Regions from separate parts of the Homo sapiens genome. Here region 1 is linked to region 2. Evidence: read pairs that join two places in POLR2A ChIA-PET (ENCODE). Cell type or tissue: OCI-LY7. All regions are shown on one strand. Each heading gives the region's core, and the rest is flanking DNA. Links, peaks and the distances in the headings are about the cores only. Region 1 overlaps MAP3K5 (mitogen-activated protein kinase kinase kinase 5). Region 2 overlaps MAP3K5 (mitogen-activated protein kinase kinase kinase 5).

The links. ChIA-PET counts read pairs that join two places held together with the same protein. Peaks named below come from ENCODE experiments on the same cell type or tissue, not always from the same donor. Only the 100,000 strongest peaks of a DNase experiment are listed, where the experiment ranks them.
Region 1: POLR2A ChIA-PET joins it to region 2 with 8 read pairs; 2 of 35 experiments call an interaction of 5 or more read pairs at or near these places.

What each region holds. Positions count from the first base shown.
Region 1 is chr6:136,607,692-136,618,276 of GRCh38, forward strand. MAP3K5 (mitogen-activated protein kinase kinase kinase 5) reads right to left here. Exons shown (of 30, transcript NM_005923.4): 16 at 6,468-6,595; 17 at 5,429-5,565; 18 at 3,591-3,696. Among named protein-coding and RNA genes, the nearest start is that of MAP3K5-AS1, 16 kb to the right of the region's middle. RefSeq lists enhancers at 4,904-5,474, 5,475-6,044. In OCI-LY7, for the core only: no CTCF peak of the experiment used is centred there; no DNase peak of the experiment used is centred there.
Region 2 is chr6:136,714,011-136,724,595 of GRCh38, forward strand. MAP3K5 (mitogen-activated protein kinase kinase kinase 5) reads right to left here. Exons shown (of 30, transcript NM_005923.4): 2 at 6,440-6,579. Among named protein-coding and RNA genes, the nearest start is that of MAP3K5-AS2, 65 kb to the right of the region's middle. RefSeq lists an enhancer at 9,901-9,950. In OCI-LY7, for the core only: no CTCF peak of the experiment used is centred there; DNase peaks (open chromatin) are centred at 3,461, 5,791, 6,111 and 6,541; H3K4me3 peaks cover 2,835 bases; H3K27ac peaks cover 4,355 bases.

The DNA.
Region 1 (10,585 bases), core at 2,389-7,388, 110 kb before region 2:
GTGGTTAATTAAACTCTAATGTCACATTTCATTCATTCACTCATTCATTTAACAGATCCACACTGAGGACCTACTATGGGCCAGGCACTGTTCTAGGCACTTAGAATACAGCAGAGGAGAAAACATATAGAAATACCTGGGCTTATGTTTTTGCAGTAGAAGCCAGATGATAAATTATCAGCACAGTAAGTAAATTATACAGCATGTTAGAAAGTGACATGTTATGACCAAAAAAATATAGACCCGAGTGAAGAGGATCAGCAGGAAGGCTGCCATGGTAAATAGGGTGTTCATGGCTGGTCTCACTGCAGAGGTGGACATCTGCGTTGAGACTGGAAGAAGGTAAGAAAGTTACCCATGCAGACAGCTGGGGTAGCGGCAGGAGGAAAAGCCTGTGCAAAGGCCCTGTGATGGGACCCTGCCTGCTGTCATGGAGGAAATGCAGGAAGGTCCACGTTTCTGGCTCTGAGTAAATAACAGAAGAAGAGTAGGAAATGGGGTCTGAAAGGGAACAGACTCCGAATCAGGTCAGAGCCTTGTCCCCCACTATGAGGGTTCTGACATTTGTTTACTCTGAACAAAAAAAAAAAGCAAGCCACTGAGGGCTCTGAGCAATAGGACTTGGTTTATGTTTCAGAGGGATCACTCTGGCTGCAGTGCTGAGAGTAGACAGTAGGGGGCAAAAGTGAAGCAGGAGCACAGTTGGGGAAGCCACCGAAAATGCAGGTGAGCGATGAGAGTGGCAGCAGCAGAGGTGGTGAGAACCGGCCCAATGTTGGACATGTTTTGAAGGCTTCGTGGACGGACTGGGTTGGAGTGTGAGAAAAGAGAAGTGCCCTGGATAACAATGTCGGGAGTGGCTGCCAACTGGGACAGAAGAGTGTGCCGGGGACAGGTTTGGGAGAAGATAATTAATTCCCTTTGGCCTGTTAAGTCTTGCTTGAGTCTCAGCTCTATTACCAACTAGCTTTGTGACCTTGGGCAAGTTATTCAACCTCTTTGAACCTTCATTTTCTCACCACAAACTGGGATAATGATACCTAATGATTAAGGCTGATGTATGAATTTCAATAAAACAACATATGTAAAGCACTTAGTGCAGAGCAAGGTAACACAGTAAGCACTCCATAAATGGTGATCACTGCTGCCTTTTCCCTCATCAAAATCACCAAAAGGTGATGCAGACCAATTTATTGACTGAGCACCTGGGACTAACCCACCTGGGACTTAGTGACCACCAAGTTCACGTTTGAAGCCTATGATGTGCAGGGCCCTCGGGACCGGTGCTGGGGACAGATCTATACATGTTAGTGACACACGTCACTCTTACGTGACACCAGTGGAAGAGGTCCAAGAAAAGGGCTCTGTGAGGACTGCTTTCCTACAATTCCTTTGGAGATTTTACAAAAAAGATGTTCCCCAGATTAGTAGCAGAAGATACTGTGTTAACATCCTGTCCCACAAAGTGTGTGAAACGAGGGATTTTCCTCTCAGAAATTACTGAGTCTTGACAGCACTGAAACTGCTGCTTGCCAAGTTAAGAGTAAGAGGAAAGAAATGTAAAGACATTTGAAGTTATTAATAGGTCAGAATTTAGTTTTTTCAAAAAAATATATTCAAAATGTGTTTAATTCTGTACCCTAAAATATCCATTGCCCTGAGGTGGGAGCTGGGCCAGGGGTATTGCTGACTGAATGCTCTAGGGAAAAAACTTACACAGAATGTCTCTCTCTCCTCCTGCAGGAAGGTAGAGAGAAAGATGGACTAGAGCCAGAAGGTAAAAGCAAAGAGCAAACAGTAGATACAAAATCTGAGTTCTGGCTAGGCGTGGGGGTTCGCACATGTAATCCCAGCACTTTGGGAGTCCAAGGCAGGTGGATCACTTGAGGTCAGGAGTTTGAGACCAGCCTGGGCAACATGGTGAAACCCTGTCTCTACCAAAAATACAAAAAATTAGCCAGGCATGGAGGTGCGTGCCTATGGTCCCAGCTACTAGGGAGGCTGAGGTAGGAGAATCACTTGAGCCCGGGGTAGGGGAGGTCACAGTGAGCAGAGATTACACCACTGTACTTCAGCCTGGGTTACAGAGCGAGAACCCATCTCAAAAGAAAAAACAAAAACAAAAAAACAGTTTTGCCAGGCATGACATCCTAGATACTTAGGAGAGTGGGGTGGGTGGACTGCTTAAACCCAGGAGTTCAAGACCAGCCTGGGCAACATAGCAAGACCCAGTCTCAAAACAAAAACAAAAACAAAAAACCAGTCTGAGTTCTATCCGGTACACACTGCTGTGACTTCTGACTGCAATGTCACTTCTCTCCCAGGTAATTTCCTCATCTACAAAATGGAGGTACTCCCACCTACCTCACAGAATTGAGATGGGGCCATGTTGCTTCATATTAGACCAAAGATTATTCATGATCTTTTTCTCTTCCCTTCCCCTTACCCTTTTTTTTTTCCTGCTAAATTTCTCTCTATAAGAAGAACTTAACACTTCATGAGAATTAGCATGATGGAGTGATAAGAACTAAATGGAGATCAGGTTTGAAGTCTCACACACCCTCCCTATAACTGTTGGGCAGTCATGAATCTCTTGAGTCTGAGCTTCCTCTTGGCTACTGTTACCTTTTTGGAAATCACTTGGTCTCCACCCTCCCAGTACTTTGCACCAGAGGCAGCTCAGTGGTTGCGTTGCCTACTTTCTCAGGAAAGCTCTCTCCCTCCCTTCTTCTGAGTCGGTGAGTCACTTCCTCTTCTGAATTGAAATCCTAGGGTTATTTATATTGTGGAGTAGGGGAGTCAACCACAGAGAGTAAACAGTAAAAGAGGGAATTCATCGTCCAAATGGGAAGTGATTAGGGTATGAGTAAGCATCACAGAGAGGTTGGGCCAAGGAAATGTTTAATAAAAAAAAAAAAAAAAAAATCTTGCTAGAGTTATTGTAGGCCAACCAGGAAAGAAGTAATTACATGAAAAGAAAAATAAGTAACAAGTTGAGAATTAAAAAAAAAAAAAAATCTTCAGTGGCATTAAGCAGGAGACTAACTAAGCAAGTCATATAAATACAGGAAGAGAAAAGGGCCAAATCAAATTCTGTAACACATTTTTCAGTGAGCATCAAAAGATACCAACATTGGCCAGGCGCAGTGGCTCACGCCTGTAATCCCAACACTTTTGGAGGCCACAGGTATATCGCTTGAGCCCAGGAGTTTGAGACCAGCCTGGGCAACATGGTGAAACCTTGTCTCCATCAAAAATACAAAAAAATTAGCTGGGCGTGGTGGCGCATGCCTGTAGTCCCAGCTACTCAGGAGGCTGAGGTGGGAGGATTGCTTGAGCCTGGGAGTTTGAGGCTGCAGTGATAGGTGATCACACCACTGCATTCCAGCCTAGGTGACAGGGCAAGACCCTGTCTCAAAAAAAAAAAAAAAAAAAAAAAAAAAGAAAGAAAAGAAAAGAAAAGAAAGAAAAAAGATACCAACATTACTGTGTGTGAGAACACCAACTGAATTTCTCTCTCACATTGTGCTCAAACTCAGCAATTATTTCTTTAATTACATAAGATCTGTATCATCATTGCAAAAACATACCAGTAAAAGTTTCAGTACAGGGGTTTATGCCAGCAAGCCTCTTTGATGTTCCGAAGTCAGAGATCTTGAGAACACCACTGTAGGTATTAATCAACACATTGTCACCCTAGAGAACAGAGGACTTTAATCACAATTGTTATCTTTCTTCAGATACTGTCTGTTGTTGACTTGGTAAGTCCAATTTAAAAAAAAAAAAGGTGTCCTTACAGCTACCAACGACATTAATTCTGTATTCTTCATTAATAGTTTATCTCAATAGTGCATTCTTGACACTATTTTTTGTTTACATATTATCAGTTTGAAACCAACCGCCTTTGCGAAAATTACAACAGTGAGAAAATTATGACAGTAAAAGAGATCTGATCTAACCACCACCATCTTGCTTTAAATTTCCAAACTGCCCTTGGTCATTCCAGGGTGTAGACCAAGCTCACTTGGAGAAATTTAATTTATAGTTTAGTTGATAATAGCCCTTCCCCAAAACTAAACTATCTTTGTAAAACTAATGAAAGGCCACCAGGTTAGGAGGATGAGAGGGGCCTAAAGTCCGCTAAGATGTAGGCACAGTCAAATGATTATCAGCCCATTATTCTGGGGGTCACAAGATTTGCAACTTCCCCAATTGTTCCTATAATTGACATCACTATTGTAGAACTGAAGACTGGCCTTTTGAGATGTCTTTACAGGCTTCTCCATTTCTGACTATCAGATGGCATCACCCAGACCTGTGACTCTGGACTCAACCAGTCCTGTGGCCCCTACCCAGAAGTGGACTCAACACACAAGAACCATTTTCCACACCCCTATAATTACATCCCCAACCACCCAGACCCTAGCCCCCTGCTCACCAAACTATCTTTGAAAAACCCTAGCCTCTAAATTTTTGGAGAAGCTGATTTGAATAATTATAAGATCCAATATTTTGTTTGGCCATCTCTATGTGTATTAAACTCTTTCTCAATTGCAATTCTTACATCTTGAGAAATCAGCTCTATCTGGTCAGTGGGCAACATGAACTCATTGGATGGTTATAAGTTCTTCATAATCTGCTACTCAGATCACAAGATCAAATATGATTCCTAATTGGTTAGAGCTTGTTGCTATTTACAGATATATAATGATGTATGTATAATTAAATTACGATTTTCATAACTTTCCAGTTACCTTACTTTCTTTTCTATGTTTCTTTACTTCTTTTCCTGGAATATGTAGGGACATGATAGATAAATGGGCTTTTTGGTTGATTTTAGGGTACTAATATTAACTTATTTTCAACAGTCCAGACTTTGTAAAAAATGTATTAGTTCTGAATTTTCTTTTTAAAAAGAGAATGTAAAGTTATTATTTTAGCTTATTTTAGAGAATCTATACCTTATAATTATAGTTAAATCAATGAATATGTGATACTTGTGAGAAAAGAGGAATTTTTTTTCTTCTAACCATTCATCCATTGATTCAATAAGTATTTACTGAGTAGCTACTATGGGCAAGGATACAAAGATTAACCAGCCTATAAGCTCCTCAGGACCAGGGGCCATCTCCTGTTTAACTTTTGACAGCTGCATCCCACACCACAGAGCTCCTAGGAAACATTGTGTGGTGGGAGCACAATCTTGTTGGCTGAACGCAGTTAAGCAGTGTGTTCCTTGAGCAGAAGCGTTAAGACATGAACATAAATAACTGATTCAGGGTTGAACGATATTTTATATTTCTGCTGTTTCTAAGATTTACTTATTCACCATTCTAAATTAATACTCATAACACAATATGACTTTTGCAAGTAAAATAATAACCCAGCAAAGAAAGAACTCATGAAAATGAATGCTGGTGTACCTCACCTTTATGTCCCGGTGAACTATCTGATTGTCATGGAGATATTTTAATCCTTCCAGTATTTGCTTTGTATAAAAGCCAATTGTTTGCTCATTGTCTTTTAATGGACCCCATTTGGAACGAAGGAGAGCAGAAAGACTTCCTGTAAAGTAGGGATAAATAGTAAATAAATCCTCATTCAAATGAGCTCTTTAAAGTGTATTAATAATGTAACAGTAATTTAAGCTAACAGTCATTGGTTCTTCACAGTGGCCCAGGAGCTATACTGGATATCGGGCTCAAACATGAATTTGCAAATATCCCTACTCTAAAGATGCTTGTAATCAAATATGTCTAAGTAAAAGGCCAATGTCAATTGCCAACTTTAATTCAAGTCATGATGATAGATACTGAAATGGTTCCCATATTTATGTATTGTCTCTGTGAAATTACATAATTCACATGTAAAGCTTCTAGAACTTTAAATTATTTGAGCCTTATTATTTAAGGAATGTGACTTTGTGGCCTGAGTCATATAGCATTCAGTTGTAACTTCTGATTCTGCGATTATAGGCTAAATCTCTTCCGCATTTTTGTCCTGTAAATGATTGGAGAAGACTGAATGGTGCCAAAGAAAAGATCCCCCGAGACCATTACCCCTCCTTATGGAACATTAAAATAATGTGCCTTGGAATACAGCAAGCTGTAACCACTTAAATGTAATGACTTTGGGTAGAAGATGTTGCCACCCTGTTAGTCTTCAGCTTATATAAGTGAAACATGAACTTCCTCACTTTGGAACACTGGCCCATTCTTTTGGAGTCTGTGTTTCCTGGGTGGCTATCCTCAAGCTTTGCACTGGAATAAACTCTATACATTAGGATATTTTCTAAATCTCATCATTTATGGTTGACATCTCCTAACAAACTGGAGGTAATGTCACATGTCCAATTTTTCTTTCAGTTTAGACAGATTAAGACCTGTACGCTAGTAAATCCCATTCAATTTTACTCCCCTCCGAAGCTCTAAACATTCACACTTTTTAAAGAAAGAAATATCTCTTACCTCCAGGGACCTGCTCCATGAAGATTTTAATGAAACCATTCTCACTGAAAGAGCCCAGATACTGGACAATATTTTTGTGCTTCAGGTGTTTATGCAATGCTATTTCTTCATGCAGGGGCTGAGAGTATCTAAAAGACATGCAATTGTCAATGAGTTAATTATGTAGCCAGACTTTACTGTATAAATTTAAACAATACAAATGGAAAATGTCAGCCAAATATATGTCCATATGTAAAACCAAAACAACCACTTAAGGCCTTTATTTCTCCTAAGGTAAATTCTATGAGGTTGAAGGTGTGGTAGGATCTGAGGGGAAATGTGTCAGGTACTAAGCCAGTTGTATACATTAATTCATTTCCATGAGAAGGTAGTATTGGTATGCCCATTTTACAGATGAGGAAACTGATTCACAGAGAGGATGACTGACTTGCTCAAGATCCCAAAGCTATTAAGTGACAGAGCTAAGATTCAAACCCAGGAGAACGGAAATTGTCCACAGTTTACTCTCCATATTAACATATTAACATGACTTTCTATTCCACTGGCCTCATCAACACAACTTTATTATTGACTATAAAACTTTACTATTACAATTTACTATTAATCAGGAGACTCTTGCCCAGGAAGACAAAACTTGCATAATGTACATTCCAGAACTTCCTGAAAGGCCCGTCAATTTTTCAATAGCAAACATAAAACCACTCATATGTCAAATCTCTTTGAGCCCCTTGCGTCAAAATCTTCACCTTACTGTATCCACTAATTCTATTATATCATGATTTTTACCTAATCCTCATGAAGCCTCCACATTGAAAGTGTGACTTCAAAATTATGTACTTGATATATGTTGCTGATTCAAATTATAAAAGTTATTTTATATTTCTGGAGCAGAACAACACTTTTGATGATTATTGGAAGTACTGTAAAGCTTTATAGACTCTTAACCACCCTGAATTTAATGTAGCCCTAATGTAATTATTGTACAGCTTGCCAAAGAACATAATTTCAGCAAATTGAGTTTTAAAAATCAAATTGGCTTTTATTCATGATTCATGAGCCAGGCAGTATCCAATCAAAATAGGAGGTCCGCTGGGCATGGCAAAACAGTGGGTTTTCTTTCCTAAGGTAGCTTGAGCAGGAAGAAAAACAACACAGAGCAAAAACCAAGTGGTTAACGTTAGGTTAGTTCAGGTTACTTCCCTTGCAGGGGTTAAAGCAGAGGGGACTTCTTTTCATGCCAGCTCAGGTTGGCTGGGTGCCTTTTGATCAGTCCCTGTGACTCTGTTTTGTTTTTGTTTTTTGAAAACTGGCCTGTTGGAGAATTTGGCTATCATCTCTCTCCTGATTTTTCAGAAGGTCAGATCTTACAAGTAAACTGCTTAGTTTTGGTTTGGTGATGTGGAACCCTAGCATGGTTCCACAGGCTGGTCTGTTGGAGCCTAGTGCAGGAGCTCAGTCCAAATCAGTAGCCTCAAATTTTACTTAAGAAGCTAAATATTGTAGGGTGTCAGCAACAATAAATACAGACTCAAAGCAATTCCTCGAGATATAGATCTATATATAATCTAAATTGAATATATATATATCTTCTATAATGGAGGCTACAGGTGTGAAATACACTAATAATTCACATTAGTGCAAACCTGGTGTCTCACACTTGCTTCAGTCCTACATGTAGGAAATCCTTAGATCTTACACTGACAAATCCATTGGTTAATGCTGAATAATGCTATTTTCAATAAGCTTTTTAGAGTAAGTGCTTTAGCTAAAGCAATTAGTTTATAAACATTTAAATTCATTTAATTTAAATTAATTTTTATTATCTGTGTAATATTTCCAGAAAGCAGCCAACAGCAATAACAATAACAAAAGACTTGTATTTTAGATCGATTATTCTTTTTTTCTTTAGAATTACTTCAGGAACTATGAAGGGCACGTATTAAAATGAGCACTTTAATAGTATACCAGTTAGAGATAGCAACAACATTTTGATAATTGCTTGAGTGAGATAACACCAGAAATATCAATATACAGTGTTACCAATAAGATACTTAGGTAATGACTCTCAACTATAAGGGTATTTACAAGTTGCTTCTTCCATGAGGGTTAAAACACTTTGATGTTGGTTCATACCTGCTCCTCTTTTTTTTTTTTTTTTTTTTTGAGATGGAGTTTCACTCTTGTCGCCCAGGCTGGGGTGCAATGGCGTGATCTCAGCTCACTGAAACCTCTGCCTCCCGAGTTCAAGTGATTCTCCTGCCTCAGCCTCCCAAGTAGCTGGGATTACAGGCGCCTGCCACCATGCCTGGCTAATTTTTGCATTTTTAGTAGAGACGGAGTTTCACCATGTTGGCCAGGCTAGTCTCGAACTCCTGACCACAGATCACCTCTCCCCACCTCAGCCTCCCAAAGGGCTGGGATTACAGCTGTGAGCCAACAAACCTGGCTTATAACTGCTCTTGATATAGATTAGTGGCAAATACTGTGCCTCTGTATTCTACAGAGTTAAGAGATAAAGAAAAATCTGAAACAATCAAGTAACTCGATGATGATGATGATGATGATGATGATGGTGATGATGATGATTTGAGACAGGGTCTCTCTCTGTCACCCAGGCTGGAATGCAGTGGCACGATTACAGCTCACTGCACCCTCAGCCTCCCAGGCTCAAGCAATGCTCCCATTTCAGCCTCCCGAGTAGCTGTGACTACAGGCATGCACCACCATGCCCAGCTAATTTTTGTATTTTTTGTTTTACCATGTTGTCCAGGCTAGTCTCAAACTCCTGAGCTCAAGTGATCCGCCAGCCTCAGCCTCCCAAAGTGCTGAGATTACAGGCATGCACCACCATACCGGGCCCTCAGTTAATTATTAATCAAAAGACTCCCACCTCCTGATTCTCTACTGAAAATCAAAACATCAATGCTTAAACTTAAGACCCTGGAGAAGCAATATCCTTACCTCATTACTTAAACTAAGGAGATAGCTCAAAATTTGCAATAATAGTCAGAATCCAACCTAGCTAAGGACAAGTACTCTTCTCCAATATAAAAAATATTACAAACACCCAGCATTTTCACTAAGTGTAAGTGCCAAGCATTAAACAAGGATGGAATTATAATTTGTTCACATCAACAAATTATTCTTATCTATGAGAATTATAAGAAAATCATATTTCTTCTCAATTACCTGTAACAAGGGAAAGAAGAAATGGCCTAGATAATCAGAGATACTTACATATTTTGGTTTTGACAAAACTATTAATCCATAGGTATCGCCAGACATCCCCTCTGAGTCAAATCCCTACTGCTAACCATCTAGACCAGTGGTTGCCAACCTTGACTGGATATTTACATCTCCTAGAGGGCTTCTAATTGTCCAGGACCACCCCAGGATTTCTAGAAGTAGAGCTTGAGCATCAGTATTTTTAAAAGCTCCCCTGTTGTCTCTCATATACAGCTGGGTGAAAAATGACATAGAAATAACCAGTCCACGGCCGGTGCAGTGGTTCACTCCTGTAATCCCAGCACTTTGGGAGGCCAAGGTGGGCAGATCACTTGAGGTCAGGAGTTCAAGACCAGCCTGGCCACATGGTGAAACCCCCTCTCTACTAAAAATATAAAAATTAGCTGGGTGTAGTGGCAGGTGCCTGTAATCCCAGCTACTTGGGAGGCTGAGGCAGGAGAATCACTTGAACCCAGGAGGCGGAGGTTGCAGTGAGCCGAGATCGCGCCACTGCACTCCAGCCTGGGCGACAGAATGAAACTCCATCTCAAAAATAAAATAAAATAAAAATAACCAGTTCAGGATATGTAGAATATCAGAAGAGAAAGCCAACCTGAGATTAACAACTAGTTGGGGGTGGATGATGAGAGCATACTAAATCTACCTCTTCCCTCTTACAACCACTTTGATTCTCTAACAAAGTGGTTTTAGAACATGAAGGAAACAGAGGAGAAATTGTTTCCATTGCTCTGATCCTTCTTTACAGATGGTAGTTTAGTGTACACTCAGGTTGTATCATGCATTATTCACATCACACTACTTTTGTAATTATGCTTTGTAACTGTAACTGCTATCTTTTTCAACAGAACGTCCACACCCCTCCAGGTTACATG
Region 2 (10,585 bases), core at 3,207-8,206:
AAAATTCTTTGTTAAACTAAAAGAATCCTAAACCTTTGAAAAATAAAAATTTTAATTCCATGCACAACTCAAGCTAAAACCAAATTCATCTTATTTACTTTGATAAGGGAGGCAAAACTTTAACAAAAGGAAGTACTGTTTTTTGTTTGTAAAAACAAAAAGATAAAATGTTTTTATGGGTTTAAGAACACTCTGGAATCCGAGTAGATTCTCCAAATACAGGTAAGAATTCAATTTAAGTGTGAGGTATTTGTAACAAATTACCAGGTGTCCTCACCAATTTACAAACTGGTATAATCATCAAAATTTACACATGGACATCACTGCTATTTTCAAAACTATAACCATTTGCTTCAAATGGATATGAATGAGTGCCAGAAAGACAAGACTCCGTGTTTAAGTTCTAAAGGAGATTGAGTCCCTCAGTGCCTGCAGATAAAAGATCATGGGTCTAGGTATCACAGAACTGCTCAAATGAGCAGTAGTTTTCAACGTTCATTTATGTTGTACCATATGTCAAAATTTCCTTCCTTTTTAAGATTGAATAATATTCCATTATATGTATATACCACATGTTGTTCAGCCAATGATCTGTTGATAAATATGTGGGTTGCTTCCACCTTTTGGCTACTAAGAATAATGCTACCATGAACATGGGTATATAAACACCTCTTCAAGATCCCGCTTTCAGTTCTTTTGGGTATATATCCAGAAGTGGAATTGCTGGATCATGTGGTAATTTTATTTTTAATGTTTTGGGGAGCTGCCGTATTATTAAAATTTGCTGATTTTTAAGGGCTAATTTAGTGAAATGTTACAAATTTTGGTTTGTGCACCTAAGATTTCATGCTAGCCAGATCCCAATCTAGAAAATAATAGATGCACTGAGGCAGAGTAAGGGTTTCAAGCATCACATATGTGTGTTCTGTATACAGTGAGATAGTGAAGGAGTAAGCGTGTAGACAGGTTGCCACAGAGAATAGTCTATTAATGAAAATCCCATCCATAAAGTAACTTTTCAGCCAATGGTTAAAGATAAAAATACAACTAAATTTTTTGAACAAGAAATAATCTAACATAATCATTACGTTTCAACACAAACTGCATCACCACTAACTGATGTGCCTACCAACCTATCAAGAAACATTACTTCTATAATGGATAAAATGAGAACAAAGTCTGTTTGAGTGCAGAAAGGGAAATATCCAAATATCTGAAGCTTTCTAACCACAGCCAGAACATAGAAAAAAGACACTAAAAATATTTTGGGATTCCAGTGTCCAAAATGCATATACGTTATCCTGGTGGATACAAAAAATAAAAGAATATAGCAACCTTTTCCTTTTTTAAAAAAGGTTAATTATTAAATATTTCAAGTATATAAAAAGTACAAAAATTAGCACTCATAATCTACCACCTAGATTTAGAACTATAACATTACAGATACAGTTGAAGACTCTCATCTTCCCTTCCCAATTTTATTCCATTCCTATCCCCTAAGAGGTAACTATTCTGAATGTTGTTTATAATTCCATGCACATGTCTATCCTTTTATAACACAAGTGTGTATAAAAGCATCCTCTTGCACTGACAATATTTTATATAGATGGTATGATACTGTACACAAGTAATTTTTTTACCCCAACACTGTTGTTTTGAGATATATTGATATTGACGTCTGAAGCACTAACTGATTTGTTTTAAGTGCTCTATAATATTCCATTAAATGATTATAGCTGGCTGGGCATGGTGGTTCACACCTGTAATCCCAGCACTTTGGGAGGCCAACGGGGGCGGATTGCTTGAGATCAGGAGTTTGATATCAGCCTGGCCAACATGGCGAAACCCCGTCTCTACTAAAATACAAAAATCAGCTGGGCGTGGTGGCGGGAGCCTGTAATCCCAGCTACTAGGGAGGCTGAGACAGGAGAATTGCTTGAACCCAGGAGGTGGAGGTTGCAGTGAGCCGGGATAGCACCACTGCACTCCAGCCCGGGTGACAAAGCAAGATCGTCTCAAAAAAAAAAAAAAAAAAAAAAAAAAAAAAAAAAAAAAATTACAGCTGAAGGTATCTATTAATTCTCCATTTCCTTGGGAGGAGGAGCTATTATAAACATGTTAACATAAACATTCTTGATTATATCTCCTTATGCATGCAAGAGACTTTTTTTACAGTATACATTTAGGGTTGGAATGACTAAGTCTTGGTGATATGCTCATTTGATATTATTAAATATTCCCAAATTGCGCTTCAGAAGGTAGTATCTCTCCCACCAGCAGTGTGTAGGTTTCCCACTCTCCACAATCTGGCCATCTGTAGTATAAGAGCTTTTAATTCTCAACTATCTGGCACGTGCAGTCATGTTTCATCCTGTTGTTTTGCTTCCTTTAAAAGTAGCATTGTTTAAAGTGAGTGGGGAGTGGCCCAGAACATAGAGGAGCTGAGGAAGGGAGTGGAGGAAAGGATCACAAGAAGATAAGCTGAGAGCTGGTGTTATAAAGGAATTTCTAGTGATAAGAGATGGTTCATTAAAACAACTTCCTCACTCTACACAAAACAGGTTCATTTCTCCTAAGTCATCAGAGGTGTTTAATGCATCTGCACCACAGCTCATTGACCAGGAGTGTCCAGACTTACTCACCACTTACTGAGAGACCCCAAGTGGAAGTATGATCATTTCATAATGCATGAAATAAATCAGAAAATAATTGTTACTAGCATTTCTTATTTTAAACCAATGTAAATATTGGCACAGATATTCTCTCAATAAACATTAGTAGGCACGAGAGAAATTCTCATGAGACTTAAAGAAAATTGTAAAAAATAAAAGTGTTGTTACAATGCTAAAGAAAATAAAAAGAATTGGCCAGGCACAGTGGCTCACGCCTGTGATCCCAGCACTTTGGGGGGCCGAGGTGGGCAGATTACTTGAGGTCAGGAGTTCAAGACCAGCCTGGCCAACATGGTGAAACCCCATCTCTACTAAAAATATAAAAATTAGCCAGGCATGGTGGCACGTGCCTATAATCCCAGCTACTCTGGAGGCGGAGGTTGCAGTGAGCTGAGATTGCTCCATTGCACTAAAAAAGCAAAAAAAAAAAGAAAAAATCAACTTCCTTCTCTCAAAGTGTAATGATCATCTTCTCTTGAAAAAAATACTAAAATTTTTCATTCTTAGTACAACAAAATAGTACTTGTGATTTAAAACAATGGATATAAATCTTATTACAATTAAATGCTATGACTAGATTCTAAATATCCTTTCAAATGATACTTCAGACATAGATTTTTAAAGTACTTTCATAGCTCCCATTACTTTTCCAGGAGCTTAAATTAAAACAAAAAAAAATTTTTTTCTACGATTTCTTCCTGAGAATTTGCCACCAAAGAGAAACTGCAGTCTTCAACAAAGAGCAGCAGATTAAAATAAAACTTGTGCAGCTGTACTTTCTAGATGGCCAAAGAATCAACCTAAGTGAAACTAAACATATGACAAGAATAGCATTCTAAAACTGTCTTTGCCCTGTGAAAACAGAGAAATGCTTTGTTTTTATTTCACTTGGCTAATCCTTACATGATATATTATTTTAAATATCTCTTGTTCTGCTTCTTTCATGGCAGTTTTCCTATCTGTTGGTCAATGGCAGGAATAAGGGTTACATCTTTAACTAATTGACCAGAAATGAATAAAACTAAAAATACACACACACACCAACTCTTTTCGGTAGCATAGGACCTGAGGAACTTTCAGGACTCAGAGGAAATTGCTAGACTGCCAAATATGCTTCCTATCCCAGATATTTCTGTCCTCTGCAACCAGACACATGACCTACCAGGCTAGGAATAGTCTAAATAAGAAAACAGCAAAAGTTTAAGTTAATAGAAAGGAGAAGGGAAAAGAAAAAAAGAAGGATGTTACCTAGGAAAACTCAGGAGGCATAGCTGATAGGCTTTTCTAAATGAACACACTCAGCAGGAATATATGATATAATTTTAACTAGAAGTAACTAACAATAATGCTTAGCAGTCAAGGGCAACAGGCTTTGGAGTCAGGCAGTCGTAATCCCAAATTTTCCTAGCTATATCACCTTAGGCAAATGATTGAATTTCTTTGAGCTTCGGTTTGTGATACTAAAAAAATGCTAATAGAAAATACATCTTACAGAGCTCTTTTAAGAATTATTATTATTATTATTCTTTGTTTTGTGATTTTTTTGAGACAGGGTCTTGCTGTGTCGCCCAGGCTGGAGTGCAGTGGTGTGATCTCAGCTTACTGCAACCTCTGCCTCCTGGGTTCAAGAGATTCTCATGCCTCCCAAGTAGCTGGGATTACAGGCATGTGCTGCCACACCTGGCTAATTTTTGTATTTAGTAGAGACAAGGTTTCACCACGTTGGCCAGGCTGGTCTTGAACTCCTGGCCTCAAGTGATCCAACTGCCTCAGCTCCGCAAAGTGCTGGGATTACCACACCCAGCCTCTCCTTTAAGAATTTGAAAATGTATGCAGATAAAGCACTTGGTACCTAGCACATAGTGAATACTCAATAAGAAGCAGATAATATGTACAAGATAAATGAGCACAGTTTAGACATCATTAGCCTTTTTAAGGAACTACTTCAATCAAATGCCAATAACACTCCTAGACAAAGGCTAGCTTAAAACAATAAGCCAGTTTATTTGTCCCGGACATATGTGTGGTAAGATTAGCTTTATCTCTTTCTCTCAAATGTAAGTTTGCTTCATTTAAAAATACTTCCCTAGGAAAGAATGGGCACAAAATTAAACCACCAGATACTAGCAGGAGCAAGAGCAAAAAAATGTAGAAAGTAAAAAATCTCCAACATAATAGGGCCTGCTTAAATAAACTTAATCTATCTAGGTGATCTAGGTGTGGCAGCTCACACCTATAATCCCAACCCTTTGGGAGGCCAAGGTGGGAGAATCGCTTGAACCCAGGAGTTCAAGACCAGCCTGGGCAACATGGCAAAACCCCATCTCTACAAAAAAGAGAAAAATTAGCTGGGTGAGGTAGCATGCATCTGTAGTCCCAGCTACTCAGGAGGCTGAGGAGGGAGGATCACTTGAACGCAGGAGGTCATGGCTGCAGTGAGCTGTGATCACGACACTGCATTCCAGCCTGGGTGAGAGAGCGAGATCCTGTCTAAATAAATAAATAAATACATACATACATAAACTTAACCCAAAGAAAAATGAAAAGAGCTAAATAAAATAATTCCTTCATCAAATGCTAATATGGGTTGCAAATAGCAGCAAATCAAAATGTCTAATTAAAAATGAGTTACAACATTTTATGATGTACTAATTAAAGGGGTAAATCTGGAGGAAAATTAAGGAGGGGCTTAAGGATTGCTCCAGGTAAAGGATTGCTCTAGGATAAAAAAACAGACTTAGGACAAGTAGGGGCAAATCTCTTAGAACTGTTTCAGAGTATTCTGGAAAGGGATATACCTGTCAATCACCAGCACAATGCCTGGCATGTAGTAGGTATGTTTGCTCAATGAAGTTCTGCAGATTTCTCAAAGAAAGCCACACATGCTTTAAATACTCAGAATGCAAAATACTACTGACTTTTTTGCATGAAATATGGGTTAGAGATACTCATATAACAATTGCTAAGTCATTAGTAATATGGTTAAGGATTCTAGAGCTCAATGTCCCAAGGTTGGCTCAGATTTGGGAACTGGAAGACAGAGCTGAGAAAAAGCCACATGAAGCTAGCTGGAAGTTTCACAAAGGAAATGGATGATGGCAAGCTCAGCATGCGATTCACTGAACTGTGGGATGCTTTTCAAAGAATCACACAGTGTAAAATCACTTGGCCTTGCAAAAAGCATTTTAGGCAAACTTCTTTGGATGGAGGAAATGCCTTTATAGCAGTAAGCTCCTATTACTGGAGAGAATGACATCGAGACAGGTTGAATTTTGTAGACAAACATAGTAAGTTTCTCCTCCTTTTCTCCCATCTTAGTTTAAATCATACCCTAGTGAAAGAGGAAGGCAACTATTTGGGTATACTCAGAATTTCTCAGAGCACTTTCAAGTAGGAAGTGTACTTTTAGTTGGGAGACTGGTGGGCACCATGAAGCTCCCAAAAGTGACAAAGCATGGAGGCTTGACCATACCTTATGCAATCTCCCTTCTCCACGTCGGCGCTAATGACTTCCTATTAACACAGTCTCCTCCGCTACAACCATGACTGAAACTCAGAACTCAGTGTGAACTTTTTTCCTACTCGTGTCATCAAATTTCTACAGTGAATTCTCGATAAACCTCCCAATTTGACAAGTAATTGATGCATACTAACCAAACATATAAAAGTCTTTCACAAATAAAAGCTACTTAAAATGTTTGGATGACAAACCGGTATCCCTGAAATGCTGATGTTAAAATGAAACATTCAGTAAACAAGGGAGGTACCTTCAGTGACTGCAGAGAGTCCGAGTTAGTATCACAGTAGAGGATGATGTTGTTGGCCATGCTGAAACTTTCTCTCACCCCAAGGTGGTAAAACAAGGACGGCTGCCGGAAGGCATCGCTCATCTCCACCACCGCAATATCTGCAAACAGAAAACAAAGTCCCCCAAAGAATGACACCCAAATAATGCCCAATCAGCACATTTTGGTTTGAATTATCTTAGTATTCAAAAGAGGAAATAAGGAAACGATAGGGATTTTCTCTCTTCATTTATCACTGAATTTTGAATTTGCAGCTCTACCTGGAAGTGGTTTTATAAAATGTAACAAACCTCCTTTTTCTGTTTTTAAGAGACAAGGTCTTGCTCTGTCACCCAGACTGGAGTACAGTGACATGATCATGGCTGACTGCAGCCTTGAACTCCTAGGCTCAAATGATCCTCCCACCTCAGTCTCCCTAGTAACTGGGACTACAGGCATGTGGCATCACGCCCAGCTAATTAAAAAATTTTTTTAGAGACAGGGTCTTCCTATGTTTCCCAGGTTGAACTCAAACTCCCGGCCTCAAATAATCCTCCTGCCTCGGCTTTCCAAAATGCTGGGATTACAGGTGTGAGCCACCATGCCTGGCCCAAACCTGCATTTTTTTTAAAGAAGAAGGAGATCATGTGATTACTGGAAACCGAGGAGAATTTGCAACGGTGGGAAGCAGGGGCTAATGCTCTCTCATAAATTTCAACATTAAAACACGTTAACTAAGGTTCCAAATAAGGAAATTAAAAAAAAAAAAACAGATTCATTAAAAAATAGCAGTAACATATATAAAACGAGATTTTTAAAAAATAAATAGGTAAGCTTATTAGTTAATCCAGAACTGGGTTTTAGAGTTAAATAACTGATATCTAGTAAGTCCCTGGTAAGTATAATCAAGAACAAAAGAGAGAAAAAAGGTATAGAAAATATAACAAAGGGGAATATAACCACAGATGCAAATCCATCCAAGGCTCAAAGATGACCAGTAACAAGGTAGTAGAAATTTGATATCAAAATTTGACAATGTCACAAAAACGAAATTTAGATTAGTCTAAAACTCCTTTATGGCTATAAACAAAAATATGAAAGAAAAACTAACAAAATGTACCAAGTGTTATAAGACCTAGATCGTGAGTTTAAAATTTATTTGCAGAATGCAAGGATAGCTCAATGGAAAAAACTCATCAGCATCTCGAACATGCTCCAAGTACATTAATTAAAATTCTCAATCCATTTCTCATTAAAAATAATTGCTGAGCTGGGCACAGTGGCACGCACCTGTAATCTCAGCTACTCAGGAGGCTGAGTTGAGAGTATCACCTGAGGCCAGGAGTTTGAGGCCAGCCTGGGCAACAGAGCAAGACCCCTAGCTCTAAGAAGAATAAAAATTTTAAATTAAAAAATAATAACTTCAAATTAAAAATATAAGGGCATTTCCTTAACATAGAGAATATATGTTTCATAACAACTTCCAACTTTGTGCATCTAGGTATTCCCATGAAAATCAGAAATAAAGGCTGTCATCTATTCCCACAACTTACTATATAATGGCTTTCTGAAAATCCCAGCCACTGCAATAAGATTTCTAGAAAGTAAGAAGATATAATTCTAGAAAATAAAATAGATAATTATCTCTATTTGCAGATGTTGTGGATGTCAACCAAATACCCCAACAGACTTAGCTGAATAGCTATTAGAAGTAATAATACAATTTAGTAAGGCATCAAGATGCAAAACTATTATGAAAACAAAGAGCTTCCTTTGCAATTGCAATAAACATTTAGGAAATATAAAACAGAAGCCATTCATAATTACAATGAAAATGTTAATATATAACAAATTTAAAAGAAGATAATTTCTTAAAAATATATGCAATATGTGAGAGATGAAAGGTTAATATCTTTATAAATCATCTCTTATGATCAATTTAAAATAACTCAGCAATGATAAAAACATTACATTAGACAATCATGCTATAGACATCAACAAGCAAATTCATGGAAATTTAAAATGGTAAATAAATATATGAGAAATTACTCTCCATCTTGCTTCTAATAAATGCACATTAAACCAACTATAAAATGCCAATTGTTTTGCCTAAGAAGTGGGCAAAGTAAAGGAGTCAATGAAAATGCAGAGAAATGACACTCTTTTATGCTGTGGGAAGTGTAAACTTTCTTTTCTTTTTTTTTTCCTTTTTTTTTTTTTTTTTTTAAGGCAGACAGTTCTCAGTTTGTTGCCCATACTAGAGTGCAGTGACAAAATCATAGCTCACTATATATGCACAGCCTCAAAATTCTGGGCTCAAGCGATCCTTCAGCCTCAGCCTCCTGAGTAGCTGGGACTACAGGCATGTGTCACCATGCCTGGCTAATTTTTTAAAATTTTTTGTAAACACAGGTATCACTATGCTGCACGGGCTGGTCTCAAACTCCTGACCTCAAGCAATCCTTCTGCCTCAGCCACCTAAAGTGCTGGGATTACAGGCATGAGCCACCACACCCCAGCCAAGTGTAAACTTTCTAGAAGGCTTAAATCCTAAAAATTATGTACACTCTGACCCAATAATTCCATTCCTTGGAATTTACTCTGAGAAAATTATTATAAATGTGAATAGATTTACCCGTCCATTGAAAAAATATTTTTTTACAATAAAATAATGGAAAATGTCTAAATACCTATCAGTAAGAAAATGTTTATATACGTGTGTATGTGTATATATGTAATAATGATATATATGTATATAATAATTTCAAATAATGGGATATCATGAAACCAAAGAAAAAGAAAAAAGTAGAATAAGACTTAGCAACAGGGGATAAATCCAAACTATATCAAGTAAAAATAAAAAGTAAAATATAATATACATACTGCCAGGTATAGCATATACATTAAAAATATAATGTATACATTATAATGAGTGCATTATGATGTTTACATTCATGTATATATCCATGTGCATAAAAAATACCTGAAAAGTTGTACACCAACTTTTGTTGGTAATAGCTGTGTTATAGGGATTATGAATTATTTTATTTTTCTATTTTATATCTTCTATATTTCCCACGATTTCTATTATGAACATTGATTACTTTCACAATTTAGGAATCTATCAAAATATAAAATGAACAACATTCAAGACCTGTGTGATGGAATATAAAACCAAAGTGCAGCACATAAAAATACTGCAGATGCTTGAGAAGCTGTTTGGTGCAAAGTCCACCTTGTCTAATGAGCATGAAATTAGCATTAAACTTTGGTGAATGAGAAATCAATCAGATGAAATGGAGGTAAAAGACACAGAAGTTTATGAAATGGGAAGACAGGTCAAAGGAGCTTCAGAAGTTTTTTTTCCCCCCTCAAGGCTAAAAATGACTTAAGGGCTCTTTAATACAAATAAAGAGTTTTCTTTTGGGGTCCTCAACATTTCTGCATCAAAAATCAACACATGACAAAAGTGAGTCATTGCATCCTACCCACACAGCCCAGCTGCCTCCTGCACCCACACAGCTTCCTCCTCCCACAGGTGCCAGCCACTCAGCAGTCAATCACATTGCTTTAAAATCAAGAAGCTGTGTAACGTGGGGCTGGAAGAAACCAAATAAAACACTTACTGATGAAAAATAAGAGACATGCAAAGAAAAATACTAGCTAAGTTAAAGTAATGAAAGGAGGGGATAAATTTTTCCAGAGAACTGACATGTGGAATTAGATGCTAAAATAAAATAAAAACACTGCAGAAAGTTTTCGGATTAAGAGAGAAACTGACTTTTTTTTTTTTTTTTTTGAGATGGAGTCTTACTCTGTCTCCCAGGCTGGAGTGCAGGGGCACAACCTCAGCTCACTGCAACCTCCACCACCCGGGTTCAAGTGTTTCTCCTACCTCAGCCTCCCAAGTAGCTGGGATTACAGGGTGCACCACCACATCCAGCTAATTTTTGTATTTTTAGTAGAGATGGGGTTTCGCCATGTTGGCCAGGCTGGTCTTGAACTCCTGGCCTCAGGTAATCTGCCCACCTCAGCCTCCCAAAGTGCTGGGATAACAAGCATGAGCCACTGTGCCCAGCCTAGACATTTAAAATAAATGGTGCAAGCAAAGTAAGGTATATTTATTAC